Linked DNA regions of Mus musculus: all the other regions are linked to region 2. The links are chromatin loops, found by intact Hi-C in ENCODE. Cell type or tissue: left cerebral cortex. All regions are shown on one strand.

What was found. Hi-C counts contacts between places; a loop is a spot of excess contacts. Peaks named below come from ENCODE experiments on the same cell type or tissue, not always from the same donor. Only the 100,000 strongest peaks of a DNase experiment are listed, where the experiment ranks them.
Region 1: it touches region 2 in a loop (3-fold over the local background); 2 of 42 quality-filtered maps call a loop at or near these places.
Region 3: it touches region 2 in a loop (2.6-fold over the local background); 3 of 42 quality-filtered maps call a loop at or near these places.

The regions. Positions count from the first base shown.
Region 1 is chr3:122,800,531-122,803,030 of GRCm38, forward strand. All of the region lies in intron 9 of Pde5a (phosphodiesterase 5A, cGMP-specific), which reads left to right. It overlaps 4930447N08Rik (RIKEN cDNA 4930447N08 gene), which reads right to left and starts at 1,450. Exons shown (of 4, transcript NR_045168.1): 1 at 1,307-1,450. In left cerebral cortex, no CTCF peak of the experiment used is centred here; a DNase peak (open chromatin) is centred at 1,504.
Region 2 is chr3:122,902,799-122,905,298 of GRCm38, forward strand. The region is part of intron 3 of 4933405D12Rik (RIKEN cDNA 4933405D12 gene); the gene reads right to left. Among named protein-coding and RNA genes, the nearest start is that of Fabp2, 9.0 kb to the left of the region's middle. In left cerebral cortex, a CTCF peak has its summit at 1,486 (motif pointing left); a DNase peak (open chromatin) is centred at 1,474.
Region 3 is chr3:122,300,140-122,302,639 of GRCm38, forward strand. It overlaps Gm40190. Among named protein-coding and RNA genes, the nearest start is that of Mir760, 7.7 kb to the left of the region's middle. In left cerebral cortex, a CTCF peak has its summit at 1,269; DNase peaks (open chromatin) are centred at 1,358 and 2,112; H3K27ac peaks cover 1,216 bases.

The DNA of each region.
Region 1 (2,500 bases), 100 kb before region 2:
AGAACTCCATTTGTTTCTTATAAACCTTCCCATGGATTTTTGCTTGCCATAATTAAATTTTCTAAGGGATTTAATGTGATCAGTGGGATAAGCATGCATGCTTGCCCGGCCTGCTTTTGAGAGAGAATTTAATTATATGCTTAAGTGGCTGTTTGTCTTCAGTACCCCTTTCTTGCCCTGGAGCTTACGTCTGTGTTTCTGCACCTGTAGTGGTGACTTGTAACACAGACACATTTTATCTGCTCTGCGCTGGGCTGTGGATACAGCAGACTTAACATTCATTTGGCAGTCCATTTAAATGATTTGTGAGCAATTCCAGAGGTTGAATTTAATACTCCCCTTTTTTATTTCTTTTTGTCCGGAGCTTTGCAGTCCACCACTGCCCTACATCCCCAGATCCATTAATACCTCTTAACATACTTGTTCAGCGAATTTTAGCCAGGACAGATTTGAATTACTATGTAACAGACTCAATTAGGGCATAGCTTAGCAAATTGCCTGATGTTCATGCCCTAAGCCCTCTGTCACACTTTCCGTGGTATGCCTTCAGGGATTGCTACGAGGTAATCTAAAAATCTTATTTCTGAGCAACGACCACTGTGTATAAGATAACTTGTGTAAAAATTGAAAGACACTTCCTCTGTGATCTGAGCAAAAGAGCCTGAAACAAATGACTTGCAGGAAGATTCCAACTGGGAGACAGCCAGAGCCTACGTAAACAGTCCCATAGTTATAATGTGAGGAGCCACAAAGATGAGAGGACATAGCCCTGTGTTTTACCAAATATGGAGTGCATGTTGCTAAGATAATGAACCTGAGTGATGTTATATATGGCTTTTTGCTCACATGGTCCACCGTCTTTAAGTCTCATTTGAAGTATTGCTTTATAATAGAATAGTGTTGGAAATGTGGTCCCCACAGCACTACATGCAGATAGGAAAGTGTGCAGACATAAGTACTACATAGGCAAACACAAATGAAAAGCAGATCATCTGTTAAAACAGAGAGCGCAGCCATGGTGACAAAAGGAATTAATATGTAATCAGATGTCAGCACAGACCATGAAAATCCTTTGTGTTCCAGGAAAAATAAGGGCTAATGGTCGACTCAATCTCTGTGGGAAAGTACCTCGGGTCAGAGCTGGGGGCCGCAATCTTTTCATTAACTCAACATTTTTTTTTTCTTAAATTCTTACTGTCTGCCAGGATTTTGTTAGCTGAGAAAGTGGGATTGTGGGGAGGGGATTGCTAAGCCCAGCACACTTAAAGCCAAGAAAGAAACAGAAGTGCAATCTGTCCTTACTCACCCAGTGTCACTGTGAACACAAGGAGAAGCGCCTGCCCTGGGTCTGAGCTGCGAGGCTGAGGGGGCCTCTGTTTGAAGGAGATGTAGGCGTCACCTGGGAGACAGGCAGGAGCGCACCAGACAGCAATGCAGGCCCCAGGTAGATGGAAAGACCACGGGCAAAGGTGTGAGCAGTTGACGTGCAGTTTGAGCAGTGCATGCGACTGAGCATGCGCAGTGACGGAGCTAGGCGGAAGCCAAGGCAGAGGTTGATTTTAGACTCCTGTGGGTGCTGTGCAGTTGTAAATAAATGCAGCTGCCCTGTCCTCGTTCCTATAATGGTCCCACCACCTTCACAAGGAAAATCATGAGGACCAGAGATTGTGTGTCTACTCAGTACCTATCCCACAGTGCTCACATATGGGAAGTCTTCTACTTAGAGACAAAGTGATAAAAGTTAACAACACATTTTACTCAATGGTGGGCCATGTATACCAACACCTTGTACAGGAACCTCATTCTGTAGACACAGAATCCCATAGCAACACCGGCTGAGTAAAGATTATCATAACTTTAGGGTAATTCTCCATTCTTGCCCAACTTCATGGCTGACCTATAAGGAGAGATTATGATATTCTTTAGGGACTAAGTCTGCTTTTATATCTAAAACAGTTGTTGTATCTGTGATTACTTCTTTCCATGTGATTATCCTGAATACTTGAGCATATATTTGAAATCCGAAGCTGCCTCTGTGAGCTGCCTATTTTCTGCATTCTATTTTGTATGCAATTGCATTTTTTAAAGCTCTGATTTCTCAGTAAGGGAAGGCAGACTGTGTGACCCAAACCTCTGATCTGCATCAAAACTGTTCTCTTGGCACAAGTACAAAAATCCAATTAAGTTTCCAAAGGACAAATTGTCTTTGGGGACTCAACTGATCTGAAATTCATGACCAATCTGGAGGAAAATAGTTCTCTAAGAATTTTTTTTTTAAAATCATAGACGATATACATTCAGGGCTGAGTGAAACTAACGCTCATATAAATTAATCGGGGTTACTCTCCTAGGTTTGTTTTTGAGAAGTCTGTGTTCTTACTTGGAGACACCAGGCATCTCTAAGAGAAAGCAGTAAAGCGATCTTTGGGTGTGAATATTGAGGTCCATCGGAGCCATGGTGACTGATGATCTTATGTGCTTAATCTCTTGGAATGCTATA
Region 2 (2,500 bases):
TGGCTGTTTGTTGGTTTTCAGTAAATTGCTTTTATTATGTTTAGGATTGGGTCTGGAATTCCTGATCTCTCCATACTTTTAACATGAAGGGGTGTTGTATTTTGTCAAATGCTTTTTCTTTTCTTTTCTTTTCTTTTTTTAAAAAATAGTTTTAGAGCTTTATTGCAGAAAGGCAGAGAGAAAGAGAGAAGGTAGAAAGAGGGAGAGAGGGGGAAGGGAGAGAGAGAAGGAGGGCTAGAGAGGAGAGTAAGAAAGGCAAATGCTTAAACACAAATGCTTTTTCTGCATCTAAGGAGATGATCATGTGATTTTTTTCTTTGAGTTTGTTTATATAGTAGATTATGTTAATGAATTTTCGAATATTGAACCAACCTTGCATCCCTTTTCCATGGGCCTGTGTGAGTGAGCCTCACCCTGGCAGATGAGACCTCTTCGATCTGGTCCAGACTTAAGCATAACTAGGGTGAGCTTCACTTCATCTCTCTGGAATGTAGTTCAGGCATCTTTAAATTGAGTAATTAGACTGGATTTCTAAGCTCCTTTCATAATGTAATATACACTTTATGCAATATAGTACATATAATATGGTGTCTGAGAAACAGTAAGTCTCCCTTTCTTCAGCAGCCATTTGGGAGTATGCCATGGGGGAGAGATTGCTGGGATGATAGAGAACATGGAGTGGGAGGGGGGAAATATCACCTATCTTGTTAAATATGGCTGGTTCATGGACTAACATCATGCTTTGCTCAAAAAGACCCTATGTTTGTTTAAAGGCCTCGTTGTTACTTTTTTAAGATTCTCAATTACACAGAGTCATTGTATTTTGTCTTCCTTCTTTTGGTTGTGTTTGTGTGTGTGTGTCTTTGTGAGTACATGTTTATGATGGAATGTGGGAGTCCGTGTACACATGTGTGCCTGGGTATATATGGAGGCCCCAAGTTGATATTGGGTATCTTTTCAAACTTCACCGTATTTGAGGGGACAGGTTCTCCAGCTGAACCTGGAGCTCGCCAATCAGTGATTGGCAGGTGGGAAAACTATGGGGACCCCTGCTCCTATATCTACTGCCTTCTCAGTATTGGGGTTCCAGAGGTGCACCACCATGTCCAGGTTTTATGTGGATGTTAGGGATCATAACTCAGGACCACATGTTTGTTCAGCACGCATCTACCCACTGAGCGATGCTGTCAGCTCCCTGTGTATTTATACAGGCCCTGCAAACTTCACCAGTCCTATCCCTAAGAGCGGACTGTTCATAAGTATAAAAAAAGTATTTTCAAAAGAATAACTAGACAACGCCAGCAAGGCATTCATGGGCACTTCAAACCCAAATGTGTAGGTAAGGTACTTGCCTGATACAGAGCGGGAGCTAGAGGGGCTTTGTGAGGACTGGGAGGGGAGGCAGGACAGATGCTTCCCTCAGGAGATGGGGCTTTACCTTCCGTTGAGATTTGCTTTGGTTACAGTACAGGAGTGCCCTCTACTGGACAAGGACACGGTCGCTTTCCATTTGTGTCTCAGTGGCTGCTGCAGAGATAGCTAGCTATACCATGTCCTAAAGTTTAAAATGGTATTGAATGATTATGTGGCTCCAGCTTCTGTATGAGCAAAACTAACACGAAGGCTCGTTTTCCTTACTGCAGGAGCAATTCCCTAAAACTGTTCTCATTCACTAAACAGAAACAGCATTAACACTTTATGTAGGGTTATCTCAGTTCTGAATGAGAACACCTGAAGTAGCATTGCCATCTTTTGAAAGTGGGTAGTGACACCACGTTTGCTAACACACAGGGTTGTGTACCTCTGCTTTGCTTGAGCCCAGAGGCCAACATTCAGAATACTGGTGCAATTGAGTTTATTGGAGAATTGAATGGGATGGAAGAGTGAACGAGAAAGATCAGGAGACGTGGAGCAGTCAGCAGTGATGATAAGGAACTGTTGCAGAGGGGGTCTCAGCTCACCTGTCCCCACTGAGGAGTCCATTAGCATGCACGGTTATAGAAGCCCCTCCCTCCCCCAGTCTGTAATCCAGATTACTAAGAATTAAAGACAGAACTTAAGTTTTAATTTGGTATTCAGTAGTTAGGACTGTGGGAAGGTGGATGATTAGTAGAAATCGGAACGGAAAGGCCCGAGTTCTCCCCAAGGGTCAGCCCAGTTTCAAGGCCACATCCTCAAGTTTTGTGTCCAAACAATTTACACACACACACACACACCACACACACACACACATCCCACACAGATACACACCCACCCACACCCACATACACACACAGACACACACACACCCACACACACCCACACACAGACCACACACACACACAGACACACAGACAGAGACCACACACACACAGACACACACACAGAGACCACACAGACACACAGACACACAGACACACAGACACACAGACACACACACATACACACCCACACCCACAGACACACCCACACACACCCACAGACCACACACACAAACACAGAGACCACATACACACACACA
Region 3 (2,500 bases), 600 kb before region 2:
TTCAGCTTCAACATTCCTTCCTGAGAGAGAGGGTCCCAAACTTCTTCCAGTCTCCAGTCCCACGTGCCCACCCTTTCTTGTGCATTTGTATAATAGCATCTTGATTTCTCCAAATACCTACTGCCTTGAGGGTCTTTGTCCTTTGTGAGTGTCTTTCTCCCCCACTGGACTGTATACTACCCAACACCGTGAGAATCCAAGCGTCTCGTTCACTTTCAGATCAGCACCCAGCCCCCCGCACAAGCAGATACATGATAAGTGAAGGATTGGGTGGCTATGTGGGTGGAAATACTGTGGGGAGAGAAGTGTGTAGTGGAATACACCTGTGAGGAAGGGGCCTGGCCACCCGGCTGGGGAAAGGACGGTGGCAGGAGCTCTCAGGAGAAATTCACGCTGGTATCAAGGCAGGATAGGAAAAAGCAAAGTATAGAGAAGAAGAAAGAGCAGCCGAGGCAGAACAGTCAAAGTGGGGGCAATGGTCAGAGGCCTGGGGAGCTCTGTTAGCAAGGGTGAGACAGGCACCCAGGAGCAGCAGGACTTGGCAGCCCCAGGGCACTGGCTAGTCCTTTCCTCTCTTCCCGTTCCAATACTCAGTCACCCCCTACCCTGGATACCTTTCATGAGACACTTCCAGAATCTTCGGCTTTAGAGTCCTTAAGGAGACAGGACATTCTATAAAGAGGAGACTTCATCCCCACCTCTCTCCTTTTCTCTCTTGCCCTCCCTCCATCCCCTCCCTTCATCCTTTACCAAACTCACTTCCCTTTCTTGGGCTTCTTCTACATCTCACCAGTTGCAAAGAGTGTTTTCTTCTTACTCTCTTTTAAAAGATGAATAGAGCCCTAAGCTGGAATTGGTCTCTCTGTTCATCCCTGTCTCCATTATCACTACCACTATAACAGTGGCCAGAGAAGCAGATCAGGTCTAGCATGTGGGTCACCAAGGGCAGAAAGGAGGCTCTTGTTAGTTCCCAAAATAGGCACAGATACAGACAGGCCAGGTTAGCTGAGCAGAAAGGTAGAACAAGGCCATGCCCCGAGGGAAGCCTGTCAGATGACTCCCACCTCCTGCTCCCACTGCCTGAAACTGTTTGACAAAGTGTCAGCAGGGCGGTAGTGCCTCCAAGGGTTTGGGCATGGAGAAGGGCCCAAGGCAGGGCTCAGGCCCAAGAAAGGGGCATCTTGACTCTCAAGGTGAGGGCTAGGCAGAGAATGCAGAGCCAGAGGAGCAGAACCTTGCAAACTTTTCACTTTCATGCCAGAAATGTGCCAGGGGGAGCCCTGGTTTTCTCTCTGCAGAGACTTGATGTGTCATCTTCTTACACGAGAAGTGCTGACGTCAGACCAGGGCTTTGCGCTTGCTCAGCAAGCTTTCTGCCACTCAGCTGTACCCCCCAGACAAGGCCTGATGGTTAACTGTTCTGCTTTGCTCTGGCAGGGAGGAGCCTCCAGGGCTCACCCGCTCTGGCAGGAAGGAGAGAGATTTTGCAAAGGGAAGCTGCAGCCCTGTAGTTCCTGGGAACAAAGCATGGTAGGATAGGCCACATTCTCAGGGCCAGACTGGCATAGCGAAGCACTGCAGGCTGACTCCGGTGCCAGGGTCACTGGCTAAGGTTGCTCACCGAAGGATGACAACCCTGGAAGGGAAACTGTAGTCCTGAGGTTGGTGGGGGAACAATTGTGTATGGAAACAATGTCATACATTCATATCTCCCAGAGACTCCATGCAGGAGCTAGCTAGACCCCAGAGGGATCTTGGTGTTTGTGAGCTCTGATGGACTGGAGGGAGTAGATGAAGATAATACCTTGAAGCAAACCCGGGTGTGCAGCCCACAGTTAAGCTCACAGAGCTGCCCTTGCATAGAGGGTTGCTTTGGGTAATTCTTCTGTGGAAAGAGGATGCCCCCCAGGCTACCTGGGCACACAGAACAAAGTGCCAGGGAAAACACGTTTGAATCTGGAGTGGGTGCATTTTTTTTTTTTGGATGAAACAGAAGAAAACAGGAGGAGGAGGGACCCTGGGAAATGCTTTGGGCTTCAGAGGACACATGGGTGTGGGGTCATTTGAGAAGTGAGGACTGAAGACAATGAGGCTAGTGTGACAGAGGCCTGGGAGGAATACAGCCAGGAAGCAGTGTAGGTGGGGAAGATCTGGAAGAAAGGAGGGCCTGTGCCAGGAGGATGTGGGAGAATAAAGGGAGAGAGGGTGACATATGTATGTATGTATGTATGAATGTATTATATATGCATGAATGTACGAATGTATATATGTATACATGCATATATTATGTATGTATATATGTATGTATATATGCATGCATGATGTATGTATGTATGTGTGCATGCATGATATATGTATGTATATATGTATGCATGCATGATATATGTATGTATGTATGTATGCATGCATGATGTATGTATGTATGTATGTAGTGTTAAGTGAGAGATCAAGAGCTTGGGAAGGAGGGTCACAGGGCACCTCAGAGATGTCATCAAGAGGG